Regions from separate parts of the Mus musculus genome. Here all the other regions are linked to region 1. A link is a loop called in an ENCODE intact Hi-C map of the cell type or tissue named here. Cell type or tissue: left cerebral cortex. All regions are shown on one strand.

Region 1 (8,000 bases):
CACACACACACACACACACACACACTCACACACACACTCACACACACACTCACACACACACACAGAGGTGGGGGGAGGAGAGGGAGAGGGAGGAGACAGATGGAGACAGGGAGACAGAGAGAAAAAAAGAGACAGAGATTGATTTTTGGTGGTTCCTGGTCACAAATCTCAAGGCTCCGTGGACATTAAGAGCACAGAATTTGCCAGGCTGTGGTGGCACACACCTTTAATCCTAGCACTCAGGAGGCAGAGGCCTCTGAGTTTGAGGTCAGCCTGGTCTATGCAGCAAGTTCAGGGCTATGTAAAGAGAACTCCTGAAGATGGTGGCAGTTTTGCTTGGTGTGTGGTCCTGTGCAACACGTGCCTGCTAACACAAGTGCAGATTCACGTGTGAACACACATGAAGACTCATTTGCACACATGCATGCCCACACAAGTGAGTGCTCACACACGTTTATGCTCATACACTCACACACACAAGCTCCTCCCCACCTGTCACAGCAGGCCTCGGTAACGGTAAGACCCACTGCCAAACTGGAGCCTGTGGGCTGTGTGAGCTCAGAAGTTCACTTTCATAAATGTTTGTGTCTAACTCGGGCCTCACAGACCCACACTGCCCATCAGACACTGTGTTTCCCTCACATGCAGGGCACAGCAGGCTCCAGAGGGAAAGCGAGCGTCCAGTGCACTTAAGCCATTTGGATTGCACTATGGGTGATGATGCCACAGGCCTGTCTCACAAACAGAGAGGGCATTCCATCTTTCATGCCCAGCAGGGTTGGAGGGGACCCTCAGTCAGCAGCCCCCGGATCCCCGTGTATACATGGCTGCCTTTAGGCACACACACACAAACCTCCCCAGGATCTCTGGTACACATGGTTGCCGTTAGTCTCACATACAACTCCACAGGATCCCTGTGTGCACACGGGTGCAGTTGGGCACACACCTCCACAGGGTTCCTGATGTATGTGGGTACAGTTGGGCACACATGTCCACAGGACCCCTGTGTGCACATGGCGACAGTTGAGAACAAGAACCACCACAGTTCTGAGTGTTCTGATCCAGTTCAGAAACAGGAGGAGGAAGCCAGGCCAGGGGCTGACGAGCTGGGTACCAAGCATGCCTGTGATTTTCCGCATCATCATCCCTTGATCTCATAGAAATGCTGGCAGTGCCACGTTATTGGCACCAGTCCACACATGAGGGAACAGAGGCTCAGAGAGGTGCAGGCTTGCCCAAGGGCACACAGCCTTGAGTGACAGGGAGGAACCACAGTCAGGGGCTGGGCTCAGGGTAGAGCATGCCTGCCTCAGTGATAGCAAAAGTCCCTCAGCTTTGCTGCTCATTGCTTCTGGGGCTGCTGCAGCCTTGTCGTCCCACCCATCTGGTGACCTTGAGGGCTGCGTCTCCATATTCTCAAAGACACAGGACCTGAGACGTCAGTTGCTTTTAGCATCACCTGACTCAATTATGTTTGACAGAAGAGAGGATATGCACAGGGTGCTTGCTGCACGGTGGATATTAGTGCACTGGGGAGCTGAGGAGAGTCAGGCGTACTGCTCTTCTTTGAGAGGGCACTGGACTCTCTCACGCCCACAGCCACTACAGACCCTGGAGTCTGCCTCAGATCCACAACAATAGAGATATGGTTCTTCACAGCTCAGTCAGTGTGGGGACCACAAGAAGCAAGGCGACCCACAGGGCCAGAAGTCATGACAAAGGGACAGCAGGGAACTTGAAGTCCTTTAGGTGGAATTCTCTAGGGAACCCAGGATGATGACAGACACTCACTCCCAAGGTGTCACACCCAATCCCTAAACTTCCCCCACCAGTCCGTTTGCTACCCTGCCACAAGCTTTCTGGAGGCTGGCTCAGTGACCTTCTGGGATCCCTGGTTGGAGCAGAGGACCTCAAGTTTCTGTTATTCCACACACCTGCTGAGGCAGGGAAGCGAGAACACTAGTACCCCCAGCAGAGCTGGAAGGACTTCTTCCTGTCCTGTCCCTGTGCTCTGGCCCGGTCTGTCACCACGGAAGACATTCCAGTTGCGCCAGAAGGACACATTCCTAGGCAGGTCTGACACCTTCCAACTGTTCCTGGCAGTTGAAAAACCAGTTTTTGGAGAGAGGCAAATGAGAACCTGAATCCTGCCTGGCCCTTCTGCTTGGACTGAGGCATTGAACTGTGGCTCTTAGGCTGTTTTCTAATTCCTATGAGGAAGACACTAACTATACCTTCCAAGGCTGCTGTGAGAAGCAGGTACCACTGTACCCGGTGACCCGGAAGGAGCCTTCCTCCTTCCCATCAGTCCCCTCCCAGGAGATCATTAGTCAGCTCTCTGGGGCCTCTCTGGAATGTACAGAGCAGCTGCCAGGACAAAGTTCACCTTGCCGAGGCAAATACTGTCTGAGAACCTGGCTGACCATCCAGTCTAATCAGAAGTCTATCGTTCTATAAACCATGGGTTTAGTGAGATTTGTCTCTGGATCCTGAGGCACCACCCATGGATGTGCCTGAGTTAACACAAACCTGCCCTGTGACAGTGCATCCTCTCCCAGTACTGCCAGGTCACCTGCCAATGTCCCTTACCCACCAGCCACAGAAGCAGGATCTTCAGGCTTCCCGGAGGAGAAGGGTCTGATCCTTTGGCCCATTAAAAAAGTACCAGCCCACTTTCACGCCACCCCCGATCAGTCCAGCCAATGGCTTTCAAACTTAGCACAGTAAGCAAACCAATCTCCGAACCACACCTCTAGAGCCACAGAGGAGTGAGTCAAGACTTTGCATTTCTAAGTCAGGCCTGGTGGCTCACACAGTAATCCTAGTACACCCAGACTGAGGCAGGAGGATTGCCAACCTAGACTACGGTATGAAACCCTGTCTCAAAACAAAACAAACAAAATAAACCAAATGTCTTAGTCAGGATTTCTATTGCTGCCATGAAACATCTTGACCAAAAAGCAAGTTGGGGAGGAAAGGTTTTATTCAGCTTATACTTCCATGGCACTGTTCATCACCAAAGGAAGTCAGGACAGGAACTCAAATAGGGCACGGAACCTGGAGGCAGGGGTTGATGACGAGACCATAGATCGGGGGTGCTACTTATTGGTTTGACTATCAATATAACAATAGCTAAGCCTGGGTATGGAGATGCACCCCTATAGTCCTAGCAGGAGGTGGAGACAGGATGAGTGCAAGCTTTGGGCTAGCTCAGGAAGACCTTTTCTCATTAAACAGGGTGGAGGGTGGGGCTGGGGGTAAAGAATACCAGGAGGAAGTCTCAGTCCTGGCTTTGGGGACACTACCCTGCCTCAGTTTCCCCACTTTCCCTTCCACACAGGACATTCTGAAGCCCTAATTAAGCTCAATGTGCTTTGCAAATGGTAGCCACTGTTTAAACCCTAGCTCTTTGTGGTTCGATACTGTGGGGGAAACGTGAACTTGAAGTCAGAGGTGGCCTGAAAAAGCGGGTGACGCCAGGAGCCTCCATAGCTTTATGCCAGCTTCCCCCATCTCAGGAGGAACAAGAGAGATTCAGAGGATCCTGAGGCTGGTGCTCAGGGAAGCCCTAGAGTCATCTGTCACTCTCACCTGTACCTCGTTAGTCCCAGGGTCACTGTACACTCAGGCTGGGTCTCATGTGATCCCTTCCTGAGAATCGAGGCCAGCCTGTAGCTAAGGCTCTGGTGCTGGCTGGCCACTGTCAGAGCATCAGGGCACTGATGATGATTGAGCACGGAGTGTCCCACACAGAGCCCGTGCCGAGCAGTCCCAGAAACTCCTTCCAGAGTGCTCTCAGCCTTTGCCCCCTCCCAGGCTGCCTCTAGGAGTGGGAACCCTGGAGCTATGTGCCTTGCCTGCCTGCTGAGGCTCTGCAGCAGGAGAGGCAAGCAGCCCCTCCTTTCGGCAGGAGCACACGGGCAGTCACAGGCCTGTTTAATTTAATGCACTGTGGCTTGCCAGGTTGCCCCTGGTAACAGCTTCAGCTGCTACTTCCAAAACAGCCAGGATTTTTAAAGGGACAAGGCTATTTTCAGGCTGGCATTGTACTATGGAGGAACAGCATCCAGGAGCCTCTTCTCCGGGATGCTGAAAACCCAGCAGCACTCTGAGGCCTCCACTCCATGGCCACTAACCCCGTCTGTAATTCAGAAGCCAGCCTGAAGCCCACTCACAAGTATGATCTGCTACATTTGAGATTCGTCACGTGTCATATTCAAATAGCTACATTTTGGAAATGTCAGTTTAGCCTCCAAATTTGGAAGGCAGGGAAAGAGAAGAACCTAGGAACTGCTCCTGCAATTCAGGGATAGTTCCACCAGGTGGCGATGTTGCTTCCATCATGAAAACCGTAACTGGGTTATAAACTCTAGAATGTTGACGGTGAGCAGAGTGGTGGGGGAAGGACTCATTTGTAAACCTTGATATTATCTCACATGGAGTTATTCCGCCTCTCTGGTCTCAGTGTTCCTGGATATAGAATAAGGAGATCAATAACAGTGTTGAGGAAAAGACTGGAGGCTAGGGCCATGGAAGTAGAAGTTGAACTCCCAGCTCTGTCATTCACAGATTATGTGGTTTGAGGGAATAATTTAACATCTTTGGATCTGAATGCCAATGAAAGGAATGTCTACATAGCAAATGGGCTACCATGGGCTACACAACAAGTCCAGGACTAGGCTACATACTGACTGAGATACTGTCTCAAAACAAAACATAATTGGGGTCCTGTGGAAGTAAGAAAGATGCCTTGTAGCCCTAGAGAAGGGGGAATGGGGAGAGGTGGGATATCTTCAGGCTCTAGGCCCTGAAATCCTATGGCTCTTTGGGGTATTGAAACAGATTACACTAGACAAAACACCCCCAGGCCAGCCCATACTAGGACATGAGTGTTTGCCCTAGGAATGACCCACCCACACAGGCCCCAGAGGCATGTAGCACTATCCTCCTTTGCAGTTAAGAATACAGCCCCTAAGTACTCATCCCTACGGTCACCCAGTTGGACCACTCAGGTGTGTGAGCTGCCAGCCCCTGATTTGCTCATTCGAAGCCAGAATCCATCCCATCAGCTCCTGTGTTAGCCCCATCTTTTGTCATGGGGTCACGGAAGGAAGTGTGGTGCTTCCTTCCTCCATGTGGGAGGTTGGCACTACCCAGCTCTAACCCCTGCTATGGCTCCCAACTGTTTCCCACAAATGGGCTCCAAAGCCTAAGTCTGGTATATTGGGGCTTCCTGATATTCTTCCCTGCTGATTCCCTAACTCCCGGGGCTAGGGGTTCCAGCCCTGGTCACATGTAGATACCACACATCACTCTCCTACATCTCTGAATTTCTGCCCACAATGCCAGTCCTCCTGGAATAGTCTTTCTCACTATATTTCCCTGGGTGGCTCCCTTTCTTCTTGAGGACCCTGTTCTAATGCCTCTTCTCCAGAAAGGCTTGGAGAAACTTCTGGGTTAGAGAGAACATCTCTTACTGTCTCCTGTGGCTCCTGCATCCTTTCCATTCTAATTATGGATTTACACCTGGCTTTCCTGACAAGCCAAAGCCCTTCAAGATGGGACCCACCTTCCTTCTCCTGTCTTTACTCCCCCAGCCTTGGACCATGCAAATAATCAGAGGCAACACAAGCTAAGAAACACAGCAGATCTCTCTAGGGCTCAGGTTTCCTGGACCTATCCCAATAAGTTGTCATACCACTCTGGAGCTCAGATGCAAGATGTCTCCTTCACACACATGCACAGAGAGAGAGAGGTGGGGGGAGGGAGAGAGGGAGAGAGCGAGAGAGGGAGAGAGGGAGAGAGCGAGAGAGGGAGAGAGGGAGAGAGGGAGAGAGGGAGAGAGGGAGAGAGAGATTTACTCAGGATCCCGTTCACTGGCTCTGGCTCCCTCTACATTACTCATATACACAGTGTTCTTTGCCCTCCCGGTTACTTATTCTGCATCCCATACATCTGTTCAAGCCAGCCTCCTTCCCACCAAATACCCTAGTCTCTGTCCCACTCTCAGAAGTGTCACAACCTACTCAAGATCCAGCTTGAAAATATATCCTCTAGCCAGGCAGTAATGCCACACACCTTTAATCCCAGCATTTTGGGAGGCAGAGGCAGATGGATCTCTGAGTTCAAGGCCACCCTGGTCTACTGAAAGAATTCCAGGATAGCCAGGACTACACAGAGAAACCCTGTCTCAAAACAAACAAACTAACAAACAAACAAAAAACCACCCCCCCCCAAAAAAAAAAACAGGAAGAAAGAAACCCCAGCTGGGAGTGACATCATCTTACATAGATGGTGTGCATCACTCTCAGGGTCAGACTCTGCTCCTCCTCCAGGGTTTGACAGTCAAGCATGGTGACTAGAGCATGGGCCATGGAGCTAAACAACATCAGCTCTGCCATGTCCATCTGTGCAATCCTGGGCAAGTCACATTACCTCTCTGCACCTCACTGTATTCACCTGGAAAGTGGGCATAACGCCTGGGTTTGCTGTGAGATCCAGGGAATTGCATGAGAACCTTGGCACACACCCCAGGCCTCTCCCTACCAGGCCTGTCTCCCCAGCCGGCTTGTGAACCTGGCATTGTCAGAGTTCAGCTGCCATTTGAGGCCACATCCCTACTCAGAAATGCTGGCTGGTTTGAATGTTGCTGGAGTAAGGGAGTGTGGGGGTGGGTAGTGAGGGGGAGCTCGCTCCTGAGCTGGGAAGGCAGAAGAGGGGATGGGGAGATAAATGTGGAGGGAGGGTCAAGAGCCAGAGGCAGAGTTGCCGACATGCACTGGGGATTTTATTGGTTTTCATTAAAATTCTTTTCCAAGGCAGGAGGAGCTACTCCTTTAAATAGCAGCATAAATATTTTATCTAGTGCCCAAGTCAGTCTAAATGCACAGTGAGGTTGGCAAGAATAATAATGGGAAAATATTCAGGGAGGCCGGGGGAGGCTGAGCTGAACAGACTCACTTAACATCCCCAGGAAGGCTTTCTCAGGAAGATGGAAGTGAGACGGAGCCCAGGGAAGGAGGAGTAGTTGGGAGGAGAACAAAGATCCCAGCTGCTCAGAGCCCAGGGCTGGGGGAGCCAGGGAAAGGGTGGAGAAAGGAAAGGGTGTCCCACACCCGCTCTGTAGTGACCACTTCACAGGGGGCTCATGTGAAGTCTCCAGTGCCCTTTGATCAGAGAAGTAAAGCTGGTTTGCCTAAGGCTGCCCAGCAGGGCACTGTCATCAGGGCTGTTGAGGGTCAAAGGCCTCCCCACCGTACCTGTTGCCTCTTCAAGCTCACAAGCATGGGGACTTGTAAACAACCTGAGTATCTCAATAACCGCCATACAGCATGCCCATCCTTTGCTTTCTAGATCCCGATAGAAGAGAAAAGGAGCTGGTACTTCACCATGGCAACACTCTTTATCAGGTCAGGCCTGCGTCTGGAGATGGGTTGGGGGGGGGGGGACGGTGGAAGGGGATGTGGCCCGGAAGCCAGGCGAAGATGGAGCAGGGGTGGGCGGGCCTTCCCATGGCAAGGAGCCTGTGGGCACCATGGCAACATTCTGGGGATGGCTGGGAGGGGCGGATGGGGTCCACAACCCTTTTCTGCCCATAGGCTGGATGGCATCTTTCTGGAGATGGGCAGTGAGGAGCAGAAGAGGCTGCCAGCCTTCAACCGTACTCTGGCCTTGCTCGGAGAGGTCCTCAAGTCCTCAGACTCCCGACACCAAGGTGGGAACTCCAGGCAGGGTTGAAGAGTAGTGTCCTCTGTCCTGCTGTCCTGTACCTGGCAATAGTTCTGTCTGCCTCTAGCCCTGTCTCTCATTGTGTCTCACCCCAGCTCATCTCACAATCATATTGTTTACCCAAGGAAGTCCCGGCTCCTTGCCCCAATAAATAGAGCAACTGTAGGGTATAGCAGTCCCAGGTGTGACACCAGACTGATCCTAGCGCTGAGCGACATGTGAAGCAGCTTATGGAAGGCTTGGACACTATCGGTAAAACAATTCACCCACAC
Region 2 (8,000 bases), 78 kb after region 1:
ACTGGTCTGAAATTCATTCTGTAGGCCAGGCTGACATTGAACTAACAGAGAACCATCTGCCCCTTCCTTCAGAGTGCTGGGATTAAAGGTGAGCCCCCTCCTGCCTCCTCACTTTCAGTCCTGGGATGGAACCCAGGTCCTGGCACACTCTGGGCAGCACTGTAACCACTAAATGTCCATCGCTTTGCAATACAATTTGGGGGTTGAGTTGTTATTGTGTTGGAGTCCGAATTTTTATTGTTGCTTTTGTTTGGTTTTGTTTATACACAGAGGATCACATGACCCAGGGTGGCCTCAAACTCACTGTGCAGCCGAGGATGGCTTGAACTCCTGAGCCTTCTGCCTCCACCCTCCGCACAGGCTGAGGGTGAGTGTGAGGCCTGTATATTTGTTTTTAGAGGCAGGGCCTCTTGTCCAGCACGGCCTCACACTTCCCATTCAGGGCTGGGATTGCTGGCATGTGCCATCAGGCCTGGCACTGGCAAGAGCATGTGAAAATGTCTGCCTGTCCCCTCAGAGCTTAGCATCTGACTTCCTCCGTGCTTTTCTTGTTTGTTTTTGCCTATTGTCTGTTTCTTGGCAACGAGAAGGTAAGCCGAAGGGAGGGATGCCTAATGAATCTCTTTTCAAAGCTGTGTCCCCAGATCTAGAGCAGGGCCTGGTACAGAGGAGGGCCTCTGGGGTCATCTGTGGAAGGAAATACTTTTAGGGACTATGCCCAGGGAGTCAGGCCTGGGTCCTGCCTGGACCTACACAAAGCCTGGGCCCGAGAAAGGCTCACCGAAGCAGTGCGAGCACACAGAAGCAGTGCGAGTGCACAGAGCATGCTCCGGTAGCAGGAAGGGAATTGGTGCTCTGTGAACAGGCAGAGCCAGCTCCAGTCACAGCCCTTCACTTTCCACAGATGGCCATCCCAAGCTAATGCCCTTCTCCTCCAGCGTCACTGTGGCCTGGGGCTCTCCCAAGAAGTACAAGGCACTCAGCTCAACCTGAATAGCAGCAGGACAGATCATACTCAAAAATATTAAAAATGACTCCGTGTCCGCCAAATGTGGATTCAATTAATCTGGGTGTCTCACATCTCCAGCCACCATTGGCAGCCTCGCTTTGGACTATACTCTCCCTGTCCTAGGGCTAATCAACATTATAGCCTACCGAAGCTAGAGAGATAGCTCAGTGGTTAAGAGCAGTAACTGTTCTTCCAGAGGTCCTGAGTTCAATTCCCAGCAACCACATGGTGGCTCCTAACCAAATGTAACGGGACCTCTTCTGGTGTGTCTGAAGATCGCTACAGTGTATTTATATACATTAAAAAGACCCGGGCAGTGGTGGCACACACCTTTAACCCCATAATCCCAGCATTTGGGAGGTGGAGGCAGGTGGATTTCTGAGGCCAGCCTGGTCTACTGAGGGCTACACAGAGAAACCCTGTCTCAAATATAACCCCCACCCCCCAAAAAAAGACACACTGTAGCCTACTTTTCACCCACCTGTTTAAAAGACATGCATGCCTCCAGGCCAGTGGAGAAATCTCTTAGGAAACATTGCCCCACATGCTAGCAATGAGAAAGAATAGGGACCCCAGACATATCCCAGAAAGTGGGGGGCACGAAGAGAAGAGAGTTCTATTCGACAAGCACCTATGACATGGGACCCTGAGCTGATCTCTTCCCATGAACTCGTTTGAAGAATACCATTTAATATTTCAAAAAGCACTCAACCATAATCCTGTAACAGATGAGAAAATCTAGAAAAATATACAGAAGAGGTCACTCAAGCTGGGAAAGTCGAGAGCCAAAACCAGGTGTGACATGCAGGCCACTCTGCCTTCAGAGTCAGGAGAAACTAGGAAACCAGCCAAGGTTTCCTGGTTGATATAGAATCGGGACTAAGGAGAAAGAACGGCAGGAGGTTGAAGGCAGCCTGGAAACCATCTCATGAGCTCCCTGAAACCTAACCTCAGGCTGTGCTTTCACTTACAGGCTCCAGACTCTAATGTAGGACCTGGTCTTCATTAGGTCCTATGCATATTCACTGAATAAGACCATATGCCAGCCCATGGCTAGACTCAGAAAGAACAGAGAATCCTGCCTTACCCTCATGGCATTACAGTCTAGTAGGAAAGACAGACAAAGGAAGAAGACATCAGGGCCATCATACCTAGGTGCACATGGTACATTAGAAGGAGAAATCAAGGTTGGAACAATATGGGAAAGCTTAGCCAACTGAAGGACAGCTCCTGTCGTGATAGAGTTGTTGTCTAACAGGGCAGTACATGCCTGTAGTCCCAGTACCTGAGACGCTAAGTCAGGAGGATTAAAAGTCAGGGGCCAGAGCTTAAAAACAAACAAACATGAAAAACAATGGCTAGTTTGTACCTCTGCTCCTGGTTCCATGGAGATAGGAGTTTCCCATCAGCTCCTAATCCCCATCTGACCCATTCTGCCTGCCTCCAACTGCCCAGCCGTACCACCATGCTCCCCTCCCTAGCTGTGCAGTGGCTAGGGACCTGACTTGGGCATACGTTTCTGGAGATCCAGGATGGTGTAGAGGATGGTGATGCCGTCCAGAGCCTCCCGTCCGATCTCCTCATCAGGATCCCCGATTCGAAGAAGGAGCCTCCCCAGCAGAAGACCCAGTGTTGGGAAGCCCGAGGATATCTGTGAGTGTCACAATCACAGGGAGGGAGTCTATAGCTACATAGTGCAGGGCAAGAAGACCTGCCCAGCTGCAGAAGATCAACTGAGAAGTCACCGGAATGCCCCCACCCCCGAACACCCACTAAGAATGGCAGGGTCACACCCAGGAACACTCACTAAGAATGGCAGGGTCACAAGTGTGTGGTTCAACACAGAGACGTTGCTGTTCACAGCCCGAGCCCGCTCGTGGGCCTTCCCAGAGTTCATCCAGGGCCCTAGGGGCTGTGGGGACAAGGGAGAGATTCTGCTACCATTGTCTGCCAGCCCCTGCTGTCTGTGGGTAAGTCAGTAATCTGCAAGAAGCTTCCAGAAGAAGAAAGAAGGCAATTTGCCACCGTCTTCCTTCTCTTCCTGAGGATCAATGACAGGTGGGGTTTGAGCTGAGAAGGGGACTCAGAGCAAAGGAAGGGACGGGGTCAATGAAGAGAGAAGAGACATGGATAACAATGGAGAAAGGGGTGGGGCAAGAGCAGTGGCTGTAGGGGAATTGCAGACAGTGACTCAGGAAGCTGAGATAATAGGATCAAAAGTTCAAGGCAGTGCTGGGCAATTCAGTGTGACTGTGTATACAGATAAACAAGGAAAGAGGGAACAGGACTCTGCTGTGGCTCAGAGGTAGAGGGCTTGCCTCGCAGGTACAAGGGTTTGGGTCCAACCCTCAGCGTCACCAAAACTAAATAACAGCGTAAAATACAACATGGAAGCAGGGCACTGGCTCAGGATGACGCCACTCCTTCAGAGCCCACCTCCCACTTGTATGAAGCCATTTTCCTACTTCCTTCTCCCTTTCCCTGCTTGCCCCGTGTCGTCCCCACCCCCCCACCCCCCACGCCGCACCTCCAGGATGCTCTTCAGCCCAGTAGGAGTGGGGTCTTCAATAAAGAGGGCATTCAGAAGTTTCTGCAAGGAATCCAAGGTCTGGTAGTAAAGGATCTGTGGACAGGAGGACAGAGCTGCTGGGAGCTTGTTAGACACCACCGCCCTCTGCTGGCACGACTTGTAACTACAAGGGGCTGCCAGTTCCTTCCACAGCAAGGATTCTGGCCATGACTTTGGGCCCTCTCAGGCCACCAGCTTGAGAATCCAGAACCCAGACGCTATCTTATCTGTCTGTGTGGCCTCACCCCTACCTATTATACAGCACGCCTGTCAGAGTCCCTGTCCCCCCACCCTCCAGTCTTCAGTCACATCACTTATCATCCTGGCAGTTGGCATGGGTTCTGTACAGGTTCTCTGCCACCCTCTTCCAGGAAACCACGTGCTCCATCCACCCTAGGCCATGTTCCTCATCCCATACTCTTTTTGATACCCCATGGTTTATGCTTGCAGCACTGACTACTGCGGAGATTTTTGGGTACTGGGTTCTTTGATGGCATCCATCTCCTCCACCGTCACACTACTGCGAGACTACCGTAGTGACCTGGAGAGGAACATGGCTAATACCTGCTGAGAGAAAGGGTAGCCGAACAGCTGGACCCCCCCTCTCACTCAACATCCCGCTTGACCCTAGCTCTCCTTGCATCTTATACCTTAGTATCCCCTGCTGTGGTACCTCCAGGAATGATTCTGCAGAGACTTAAAGATGCTCACCAAACCCCCTTTGAGGCTCTGTTCTCCAGGTCTCTGCCCAGTTTCCCCCAGTCTTCTTCCATAGAGCACAGTCCTCAGTACTACCCTCTTATCCTGCCCACTTCCTACGGCCTTACAGCATCTATCTATATCCCTGATACAGGACAGGGCCCTCCTAAGGAAGCCATTACTGCAACAGTTCACCCTTCTGCTGAATAGCTATCAAGTATCTGTTCAGACTGTCGCAGGTGACGTGAGGTGCTCCGGGCCACTCAGCCAAGGAGTAAGGGAGACCATCTATAGAAAGCCCCCACTCACCCCTGAACCTTGTCCCTTCTGAGGATGTCCCCAAACCTAAAGCCGAACCAGGAGGGTCCAGCTCACCTGGATGACTTCGGCCTTGGACTCGTCCTTCTCCTGCATGGCCTGCACGGAGGGCAGTGAGAACACGCTCCGCACACAGGTGTTCACCAGCTCCACCCTCTCCCGCACGCTCAGGATAGGCTTGGTGTGACTGAGAGAGACAGGATGCCAGGTGTGGAGTGAGGGGGGGGGCAGAGGATGCAGCATGGGGAAGGGGACACCTGACTTAGGGAGGGTCACCCGAGATTAGATCCACAGGAGAAGGTGGGGTGTGAGCAACGGGTGTGGAAGTATCAGGGTCCACAGGGAACTGGGCAGGGGGAGAGGGAAAGGCTCGGAGTGGACAGGGGTGTGAGAAGGGGCAGAGTGTGGAAGAGAAAGGACAGGGATACCTCAGCTGTGCCAGGATCTCCATAGCCTGCCGTCGAGCAGGACTCAAAAGGGAATCCAGCGGCTCCTCCTGAATCTGTCTCTGGATGGGGACCATAGAGCCAGTGAGAGCCAGCTTGGGGGCTGACTTCCGGGCTCTGACAGCAGGCCATGCAGGCCCTTGGCCTGGGAACACTCCCCCACTGGGCAGTTAGGAGAGCCAGCTTTCTGCCCAGATCAATGTCAAGCCCTCAGTTCAAGACCACTCTAAACAGTCTATGCCCTGATCTGCGCATTCCATATGGAGAGCACCAGGAGAATAATTCCCATGGTGCCCTTCTGGTGACAGACCACTAAACCATGGAACTGACCCAAGCAAGAAGCGCCAGGCATGGCCTTTGAAAGCTGTCCAATTAAAATTCCCAAATGTCCTAATTTTTTCACTTCATATTTAATACCTACACATAGTAGATGTTCGACTAATGCTAGTGAAAGTTAAATATATCAAAGGACGGGACTTTCGCCATTTTTTGTGTATCATATATGGGCAGATGTGTATGCAAGATGTGTGTGTGTGTGTGTGTGTGTGTGTGTGTGTGTGTGTGTGTGTGTTCATGTGCACATGCAGGGGCCAGAGGTATTATTCAGGAGCTATGAACCTTGGTTTTTGAGGCAAGGGCTCTTGCTAGGATCCAAAGCTGGTCAGTTGGTCTAGTCTGATTGGCCAGAAAGCCTGTATCTGTGTCCTCAACACTGGGATTATGAATGTCACCACGAGTGGTTTTTATGTGTGTTCTGGGGCTCAAACTCAGGAAGTCTTTCTTGTGAGGCAAACGCTGCTGGTTGAGTTAGCTCTGTAACTCCTTTCCCTCTCTTTAAGGATCATAAAACTGACTACAACTATGTAAGCCTCCATGGCTATTGGGGCCCAGTCTCCTCCTAATGAGTAACTAAGAGGAGACTGTTTTAGGGAACCCTCTGAAGTTGCCCATCAAGAGGGCTTTCTGCATGGAGAGGTGAGAGAATGGGTTCATGATAACCGTTCTCTGCTGCAATGAACTAGCCACTGGGTTAAGTCCTCCCACAGGCAAAGATGCGGGCATAAACGCACCCATTTGTAAGATGGCAAGAGTGGGGCTCAGAGAAGGGCAACAACTTGTCCATACTCCCTCTTGTCGGGTGTGAGCAGCGAGAGGTGGACAGAACTGAGCCTCAAATCTGAAGTGCCTGCCTCCTGTTCCTGTCCTCTTCCCAACTCACCCAGCTGTCACCCTCAGAACTCCACCCCAGTCCCACAGGCCCGCCTACAGCTCTTTACCATCATCATCTTCACGGTTGCCTCCTTTTCTTCTTTCATTTCCACCATTTCCTGATTCTTCTGGTAAGTAATGATGTTCGCTACCTTCAGGCCAGTGGGAAGCAGAGCCACTCGGTGAGACCACCATTGAGTTCTGCCCTCCCCTTAGGCAGCATAATGCAGCACCCTCTAGCCACCCAACACCTACAGCCCACGGAGGTAGCTCTTCCCCAACCACCCAACCCTGGCATTGGCCCATGTCTAGGTTTGGTTTCCCGTTGCATGCCTTTAATCCCAGCACTTTGGAGGCAGAGGCAGGCAGATCTCTGTGAGTTGAGCTCAGCTTGGTCTACATAGTGAGTTTCAGGACAGCCAGAGCTACAAGGAGACCCTACATAGTGGTGGAGAAGTCACAGAATAGAAGCTTTAGACTAGTGGTCACATGACATTCATAGTCAAGGAGCAGAGAGCAAAGAATGCATGTAGTCAGGCGCTCAGCTCGCTTTTTCCATTCTTGGGGCAGTTCAGGATCTCTTGCCTAGGGAATGAAACTACCCACAGTGGGTGGGGATTTATGACTCAACTGATAATATCAAGATAATCCCTCACAGACATGCATGTGACCTAGGCAATCTCTCTTTGAAACTTTCTTTCCTTGTGATTCTTGATTATATCAAACTGACAATTAAAACTATCACAGCCCAAGAAAAGGGACATGTTTCTTCAAGGAGTGTTTGGGTGGATAAAGGTTGGTGGAAACTCTTGATGGTCAGGTGGGAAGGATGGCCCCTGCAGTCTGCATTTGGAGGAGCAGGTATGAAGGGCTATAAAGCACCTCTCCCTCACTAATCAACCGAAGGACAGAAAGAGCCCATACACCTCAACCTGAAATTCTACCATCAGTACCACTTCTCAGCCCTTTAGTAAAGTCTAGTCAGATGAAGGTATTCTGCTACTTGGGAGAGGGGACACATTAGCCAATCCATTGATTCCCATCATCTTAAGGAAGAAGACCCCATGAAATGAATCACTTAACATTACACAGTGAAGGGGGGGGGGGAACGCCTTGATCTGATGCAGAACATGGAAGGTTAACTACGGCCACAAGTTCTTTTGCAGGTATCCTATCAATGGACAGCATCTCCTTCACCTCCGGCCACCGGGCCGTTGTGGAAAGAATGTATACCTGGGTTTGTCCCAGAATACACTTTCCCTTTTTGGAACCCAGACGCCACGCCAGAAGGAAACCCAGGCTAAACTGAGGAATGAGCCCATGCAGAGAGAGAACCTGGCAGGCAAGGGACACTCGAGTGTCAGCCTCCACGGTGATCTGTCTATACAACGTAGAACAGATGAAGCACCCAGCTGATCCCAGTCAAACTGTGGTCAGTCAAACTGACTCCTAACCCCTCTCCCAGCATCGACTGAACTGAGCTGCGATGGGTCATTTAATTGCGGTTCAGAAAGGGGGAAGGGTGCCAATTTAGAATGACTAGCCAGGGCTGGAGAGGTGGCTTAGTGGTTAAAAGCACCGACTGCTCTTCCAGAAATTCTGAGTTCAATTCCCAGCAACCACATGATACCTTCTTCTGGGATGTACTCATATAAATAAAATGAATAATAATAAAAAAGGATAATAAAAACCTTTAAAAAAAAAAAAAAAAAGAATGACTAGCCAGAGACAGCTGCACACGTGAGTGGAC
Region 3 (8,000 bases), 160 kb after region 1:
CCCACAGGTTCTTGGTACTCTGGATGTGGCCCTGCCTCTGGTTTGCTGGAGAACCGAGCATAACTTAAGCTACTCTGGACCTCAGTCTTCACAACTATAAAATGGGAACATGAGCGTCACAGAAAGGAGTCTGAGTGCTTAGACCGGGACCTGACCCACAGGAAGTGCCCCAAACTGCTGTGCTTTGTGTTGTCCAAAAGCTAAGGCACTTCAGAAAGACACGGGTCCCAGGGGTATGTGACATCTATGGAGAACAAATGGCCAGGTGGCCTGTGCAGAAAATGCTTTGAAGGCAGCTGGGACCTGTGACAAAAACATTCACATTTCTTTCCATTACTGCCAATTGAACACAAAGCTCTCTTCTATATTAGGGTTTCACTTAAACTGAGAATCATGGCTGGGCAGGACAGAGTCTGTGGTCCTCTGCAGGCACCCTGCACTTGATGACTGCCAGAATGCCATGCTACTCAGTTCTAGAAAGGTTCCAGACCCTCAGGAAGTTGAAACAGACTCTTGGAATTACTAGAAAGCAGCTGAAAGGGTCGGTGGCAACAAGGTGGGCACCAGGAGGAGCCCCTGGGCCACGAATAAACCATCTTCAATAAATTGCTTTTGTTCAAGGCCAAACATCATCAGGGCCCAGTGAGAACCTGGAGATTGAGCCTGGAGGGGTTTCCCGTGGTGCCCCTGGAGACTGAACCTGGACCAGTTCCGTAGAGCCCCATGCTGCACCAAATGGCAGGAATGAGGACGGGCCTGGTCATCAGCAGGCTGACAAAAAAGCCAAGCAGGGGACCCTGCATCCAGCGCTTCTGTCACTGTCCCCTGGGTTTAGATTGATTATGGGCTGGGCTGGTTCTACCTTAATAGCTGTTTATGTGAAAACAGCCTCATGATTTCATCCATCCACAAACTCAACTGTGGCAACTCCTACCGTAACCAAAGCATAGCGCTGTGGTGGCTGAGGCCTTGCAGCCCCAGTACGGTGGGGGAGGGGAGGAGAGGAAGGAATGACTCAGTGCGGAGGAGGCAGCCCCAGGCTGGGGTTTTGCTTGAGGCCCAACCCTGTGAGCAAGAAACCAGAAGGAATGTGTGGGACCCTCAGAAAGGACAGATAACCGGAGGGAGATCAGGGAGGGCACCGACTATTGGTGGCCTGGTCTGGATCTCTGAGGGCTGGTCAGAAACCAGGAGCATTCCAAGTAAGGCGGATAGGTAGAAAGAACAACTCTTCAGATCACTGAGGTTAATCTCTGTTAAAACTCCATTCATTTCTTCAGGGTGATGGGACCATCTCATCTCTCATGACATGTAAAAACAAGACAAGGCCATTTAAAGAAGGAAAGAAAACACAGAGCATCGAGGGGTGTGGCCCGGTGGGTGGCATGCCTGCCTAATATCCAGAAAGCCCTGGGTTTGATCCCCACCACTGCATGAAACGGTTGTGGTATTATCCCAACATTTGGAAGATGGAGACAGGAGGATCAGAAATTCAGGGTCCATCCCAGCTATAAAGCAAGTTTAAGGCCAGCCTAGGCTACATGAGACCCTGTCTCAAAAAGAAAAGAAAACGATAGGAGAGGGGATATGATGGAGGGAAAAGGTCCTTTTCTAATCTGAGGCAGTAGTGAGTGGGAGGGTTCCTGCGGGGAGCTGGCTAATGTATGAATGAATGAGAGGGTGCAATTAGGAAAGACATGGGAGGGGGGTGTGGTTCTAAGGAGAGAGAATGCAACGCCCCAAGAGGATTGGTGTGACTATCAGAGGGCAGTAGGTAAGAAGTCAGGAGGGAAAAAAAAAAAAGAAGAAGAAGTCAGAAGGGTAACCTGGTCCACGTGGCCCAAGGCTGGGCAGATCCCCAGAGTGCAGATTTGACTCAAGTGCTGGAGTCCGTAAGTGGCGGGAGACGGGACCCGCCTTTCAGATCTCTCCACTTTGGATGTGCGTGCTTGCGTGTCCTCTCGGATGAGGAGAGGCAAGTAGAGTCCTCAGCGCTCCTATGCTGCTAGCTGGGAGAAATGGCACTTGGGCAGGGCCTGGCCAAAGTGTTGGCCAAGGGCAGATTTCAGAGGTCCAGCTAGCGGCAGTACTGCAGGCGGAGGTGGGGGGAGCTTGGAGTGAGGAAGAAGTGTTAGTACCCAGTTAGGGGAGTGGGGGGGGGATGGGGGGGAAATGAGTGAGGATAAGGACCAAGAACTTTCCAGCTATTGTTAAACATTCACTGAATGTACCACAGTTCTGATACGCACCCCTCTGTTGAAAGGGGGGCTACACACCTGCAAAAACAAACCAGCAAAAAACAATCACCAGCCCCGTGGGGGCATCTGAAAGGCACAGGGCTCTACACCTGTTCTAGGTTAAAGGGTACTAGAGCCTCGTGGCTCCTCTCAAGACTCAAGAGAAAGAGGAGTCTAATCCTCTCCCCTGAGTCTGCATCACCTTCAGTGACATTTCAACCAAAGCTTGCAACCCCAGGTCATGGGAAGTTTTGCTGCATCTCCTAGGCCTCCTGGAACTGTCCCTCTGGGGGACCTAGCTGCCAGGTAAGAAATCTAACTCTCCTGAAACTGTCACGACAAAGAATCCACACGTGGATGCTCTAAATGACATTCCCAGCTAAGCCCAACCTTGCAGCCTTGCCCACAACAATGCCAGTGAAGCCATACTAGACCCTAGGCAAGCTCACTCACAAGCTAACCACCACCCATAACCTCTACCTGGGCCCCGCAGGCCAGATGAATTGCACTGCAGAGCTCTGCCCAGCCTTGCCCAAATTTCCAACCCACAAATTACAATGCATCACAAACTGATGGGTTTGCTAAGCCACGGAGTTTCAGGGTGGTTTGCATTGCAATCCTAGTAACGACAGCAGATGCGGTCTCGGGAAAGACTGCAGACAGGGACACACATACTCCCACATAAGGAGTAGATATGAAGGAGAAGTCTGAAAAAGACCCAGGGCGCCATCAACCCGGTGTAGGGAGAGCCCCAGACGGCTCCCGGAGGCAGCATGAAGGCAGATGGGAAAGGAGCCAACTGAGAGGAGGAGAAGGAGTCCAGTCAGAATGATTTAGAAAAAAGATGAGAGCCAGCCAAGTGGAAACTGGTACCACACAAGAAGTCACTGGTAGGTGAACTGGGATGGGAATGGCTTTGCTTTCATGGAGACTGGGAAGTACTGGTGTTAGTTCATCTGCTGAGGAGTATGGCAGGTGGAGGGTCCCCCAGAGCCAGAGAGCTGCCCACGTGATGGATACCTAGCATCTAAAAAGTACTCGGGCACAAGCTCAGAGATCCTCTTAAGAAATCTGCTGTCATGGGCTGGAGATGTAGCTCGGCAGGTAAGAGCACTGACTGCTCTTTCGAAGGTCCTGAGTTCAATTCCCAGCAACCACAAGGTGGCTCACATAATGGGATCTGATGCCCTCTTCTGGTGTGCCTGAAGACAGCTACAGTGTGTTTCATATAATAAAAATCTTTGGGCCAGAGCAAGCGGGGCTGAAGCAGGAAGGAAGGGAGGAGGAAGGGAAGAAGGAAGGGAGGAAGGAAGGAAGGAAGGAAGGAAGGAAGGAAGGAAGGAAGGAAAGGGAAGGGAAGGGAAGGGAAGGGAAGGGAAAGGAGGGAGGGAAAGGAAGGAAGGGAAGGGAAGGGAAGGGAAAGGAAGGGAAGGGAAGGGAAGGGAAGGGAAGGGAAGGGAAGGGAAGGGAAGGGAAGGGAAGGGAAGGGAAGGGAAGAAAGGAAAGGAAGGAAGGAGAGAGAGAGAGAGAGAGAGAGAGAGAGAGAGAGGAAGGAAATCCATCTTCTGTTTGGCGTGAGCCTACTGTGTGCTTCATTATCCTCAACTCTACTCAGTAACTGGTAACGGTGATCCAGACTGAACACATGGGGGAAAGGAAACATGAACAGGAGAGAGAGAACATGCCCACACCATGACTGACCAGTAAAGGGCAAAGGGAAGGTCACCCAACGCAGGTGTTGCAAAAGGAACTCTGAGGATCAGGTCCCCAGCACATGGCACTGCAGACTCTCCACAGTTGCCTTTTGGGTCCCAGCCAGAGCTGCTATAACCAGTGGGTCCCTTCTGGGCTTGAAAACTCTTTCCAGATAAAGACATCCAAACTGCCATGTCATGACTGCACACTCCCCATCCAAAGGGCCAATGCACCAGGCTCAAACTCCATTGTCAAGTGAGACACACCTCAGCCTTGCCTGCCTGCAATCCTTACTTTTATCTTCAAAGCAGGAGGGCTGGACAAGGCTGACTCAGAGGGCCTGGGGGGGGGGGGGTCTGGGATGCCATAGGAAAGAAACTGGGGCTTTCCCACCACACCTGGCTCCTTTAAAGATGGTCCCTCCCCTTGGCCCACAGTCATTAAACCTTTGGCTCACCACTTGCTCTCTTTTGAACAGAAAATTATTACATTGTGTTTATTTGTGTGTACTGGGGGTAGGGTGTGAGGCATGCCCTTGTGAAGGTCAGAGGACAACTTGTAAGAGTCGGTTCTCAATTTTCCCCCTTCTGGCAGGTGGATGGCAGGGATGGAACTCAGGTCACAGAGCTTGGCAGCAAGCACCTTTACCCATTGAGCCCCACCACTTGCTCTTTTAAAATGCGCCTTCTCCATCATGGAAACATCAGATGATATGAAGCAGCTCAGTTACAGGGACCCTGGGGACCCCGTATTCCCAATGATAGGAAGGACACTGAGTCTGGAAGAGAGCTAGCAAAGAACCAGCCAGAGGGGTAGGGAGTCAGCCCAGTGGATAAGAGCACTTGCTGCTCAATCATGAGTTTAACCAGTATTCACAGGAAAAGTCAGCTATGGCCATGTGGACCTGTAAGTCCATCAATGTGATGGGGGTGGGGGGTGAGAGGTGCAGTTCTGGCTGCTGGTCTAGCAGCAGGTTCAGTGTCTCAAGGGAAGAAGAGTGATAGAGCAGGACACTTGATGTCCTCCTCTGGCCTCCGCCAGTATGCACTGCTCACACGTGTGTGCAAGACACACGTAAACAAAGAAAAAACCAATCAGAATTTCTCACCTACATACAATACATAACACACATATACACACAGTTACACACATATATAAATACATACCTACACATACATTCTCATACATATGTACGTACACACCACACACACTCACACATACACAACCACATATATATACATACATACATACATACATACATACATACACACAATCACATACACAGGTACACACATATATACACACATACACAGACAGACACACACACACATACACATGCGTGCACACAAACACTCTCTCTCTCACACACACACACTCCTCACAGGGTATGTTTTAGGGAAGAACAAGATGCTAGTCTGGTCTCTTCAGGCCTCATAAGGGATCTGAAGGAAGTGAGGAGCCACCTGACTTTGGGAAACCAAGGCTGCCTTATGGAGGCCCATGGGGAGCTCCCCCTTCAGGCCTCTGACCCAAGCTAGACCACACCCTAGGGTGGATCACAGCCTGTTCTCATGTCACAGATAGGACAAGGCCAAGGAGTGGAGAGACAGATGTGAGAATGGACCCATAGGTCCCCAGTGAGCAGGTGGAACAAAGGTCTCCTCTGGGCCCCCAGTCTGGGGCTGGTTTCCTAGGTCTCTGAAGAGCCAAGGTGAGGTTCATACAGAACTTTCTAACTGTGAAGGAAATGTCCACATGAAGAGGCAAGAAGTACCCTAAGAAAGCCAACAGTAATGCCCTCCTATAAGCAAGTTCTTGGGAGTTGGAGGCACAATGATCAGGAGTTCAAGGACAGTCTCGGCCACATAGTTCAAGGCCAAGAGGTCTCAAATACGGAGCAAGGATAAGAGTGGAGGGCGGGTGAGAGCAGACCAGCAGGCAACAGTTCTACTGTGTGGCAGCCCTTACAGTCATCCTACTGGAGTTCAGTACGCAATCATAAATCCTGACAGGGACAGGTTTCCCTCCAGCACTGGACTAAAGCTAAAGCTGGGTTGTCTACAGAACATCCCGAAGGCACGAATGTAAAGCTGAGGCCCTACTTTTCTCCCTCCCAGCGACAGCCCTGCCCACTGAGGGCTGCCTCGAGTAGCATTAATTGATGAATTTATGACCCACTGATGGTGACTAAGGCTCCCGAGGAAGCTCCTGGAAAGATACCTATATCATATGGAAGGGGGCCAGAAAGCCAGTCCTCAGGGGGTCACACACCATTTCCTTGTCAGACAGGCTCTTTCCTGGCCCTCCACAAGTGTCTCCTCCCCTAGAGAAGCTTACAGGCTAAGCCAAATGTCACCTACTCCAAGAAGCCTACCTGGACCCCTCTTGAGTGATGAGGGCCACCTCAGCCTTCTTCGGCCACAGTCTAGCCACGATGTCTTTATCAGTTTATACCCACCTGAATTGTCCCATCAGCCTAGGGGCCCTAGAGGACAGGTCTGGCCTGGCTCATGCCAATGTTCCCAAAGTACTCTGGTCCTTTTCATCATTGTATGACTCTAATGTCACCGTCTACCTGCAGAGAAGCTACTCCTGGAATGGCAGGGATACACACACAGGCCTGTGGCCAGGGGAGTGGCAGAGGACCCAGCTAGCTGTGCCATCTGTCCTGCAGTCACAGGGCAGAGCAGGCCTAAGACAAAGATGTCAGGCTCAGCCAGGTCAGCCTAGGACATGGTGAGAAGCCACAGCACCCGGGGTCCTGCCCAGCTGAAGCTGCGGTCAGGCAAGATTATTATTATTTTTTAAAAATTTATTTATTTGTTTGTTTGTTTATTATTTATATACTACACTGCAACTGTCTTCAGACACACACCAGAAAAGGGCATCAGATCCCATTACAGATGGTTGTGAGCCACCATGTGGTTGCTGGGATTTGAACTCAGGACCTCTGGAAGAGCAGTCAGTGCTCTTAACCGCTAAGCCATCTCACCAACCCAAGATTATTATTTTTTAACTTAGTTGTTTTTATGTGCCTGGGTGCTTTGCCTGCATGTACATCTAGAGCTGTGCCCGATGTCCGTGGAGCCAGAAGAGGGCGCTGGATTCCCTGGAACTGGAGTTACAGGCGGTTTTTAGCCACCATGTGGGTTGCTGGGAATACAACCTGCGTCCTCTGAAAAGTAACAAGTGCTCCCCCCCCCCCGCCCCCCAAGTTATTTACTTCATTTACATTTCAAATGCTATCCCGAAAGTCCCCTATACGCCCCCCCCCCAAACAAGTGCTTTTTAACTACTGAGCCTTCTTTCCAGCCCCTGGACAAGATGGTTTAATCCTCTAACTAGTTCAATAGTTCAAAGTGATGTAAACCCAGGGCCTTGACTCATTTGTAAAGGCAGTTGAACACCGCAGCCTCACAAAGCAGTTAGGGACATTTAGCAGAGGCTCAGCAGACACCATCATCTTACCATCTCACCTGACTGACAAGCCCCGTCACTGAACCACAGAGGAAACCCACAGACAGATAAGAAACGGGAGATGATTATTTACCACCGCCAGTGACATGCAAGTTCTGTAGCCTACCCCAAAGAGGCCTGCAGACGTGGAATCTGGCTCACGGAGCAGGCTGCAGCCTACACAGGCCAAGTGAGTTGGTGCCTCTGAGGCTGATCTCTGGACCCTTCCACTCTCCAGCAAAAGTAGCCGGCAGCTCTCCCAAGGCTCTAAGAGGCAACATAGTTGCACTACAGCCCTAGGCATAGATGAGTGGTAGTACTGCGGCTCAGACTCTGTCATGTGTGCTATGGGGTCAGCTCAGACAGCCTGGGTCGTCCCCCCCCCCACCTACACTCTGTGTACAAGGAATGACAGCAAGTCCACTCACTGGGGTTGCCTCCACAGTCAAACTGAAGCTGAATATGGCCCCAGGCTAGCAACTGCCCAAGCCCAGGCACCTCCTTCAGTGCCTCATGAGCTCCTGGATGGTCCTAACACAACTTCCTGTTGAGACAGGAAGGTAACTAGGACCACTGGGGGCTAGTCAATCAATGAAGACAAGGTCACGGTGG

The links. Hi-C counts contacts between places; a loop is a spot of excess contacts. Peaks named below come from ENCODE experiments on the same cell type or tissue, not always from the same donor. Only the 100,000 strongest peaks of a DNase experiment are listed, where the experiment ranks them.
Region 2: it touches region 1 in a loop (6-fold over the local background); 32 of 42 quality-filtered maps call a loop at or near these places.
Region 3: a loop joins it to region 1, with 2.7 times the contacts of the local background. A loop is called at or near these places in 2 of 42 quality-filtered maps.

Annotation. Positions count from the first base shown.
Region 1 is chr4:106,626,816-106,634,815 of GRCm38, forward strand. Ttc22 (tetratricopeptide repeat domain 22) reads left to right here. Exons shown (of 7, transcript NM_177667.5): 2 at 7,354-7,409; 3 at 7,599-7,714. Among named protein-coding and RNA genes, the nearest start is that of Ttc22, 8.4 kb to the left of the region's middle. In left cerebral cortex, a CTCF peak has its summit at 4,313; DNase peaks (open chromatin) are centred at 1,150, 4,011, 4,274, 5,734 and 3 more places; H3K4me3 peaks cover 240 bases; H3K27ac peaks cover 3,580 bases.
Region 2 is chr4:106,704,935-106,712,934 of GRCm38, forward strand. Mroh7 (maestro heat-like repeat family member 7) reads right to left here. Exons shown (of 24, transcript NM_001126487.1): 5 at 6,319-6,402; 6 at 5,024-5,103; 7 at 4,653-4,782; 8 at 3,537-3,632; 9 at 2,817-2,921; 10 at 2,525-2,660. Among named protein-coding and RNA genes, the nearest start is that of Mroh7, 19 kb to the right of the region's middle. In left cerebral cortex, a CTCF peak has its summit at 3,701 (motif pointing left); DNase peaks (open chromatin) are centred at 622 and 3,690; H3K27ac peaks cover 853 bases.
Region 3 is chr4:106,786,997-106,794,996 of GRCm38, forward strand. The region is part of intron 1 of Acot11 (acyl-CoA thioesterase 11); the gene reads right to left. Among named protein-coding and RNA genes, the nearest start is that of Acot11, 8.8 kb to the right of the region's middle. In left cerebral cortex, a CTCF peak has its summit at 3,392 (motif pointing left); DNase peaks (open chromatin) are centred at 1,001 and 2,949; H3K27ac peaks cover 1,279 bases.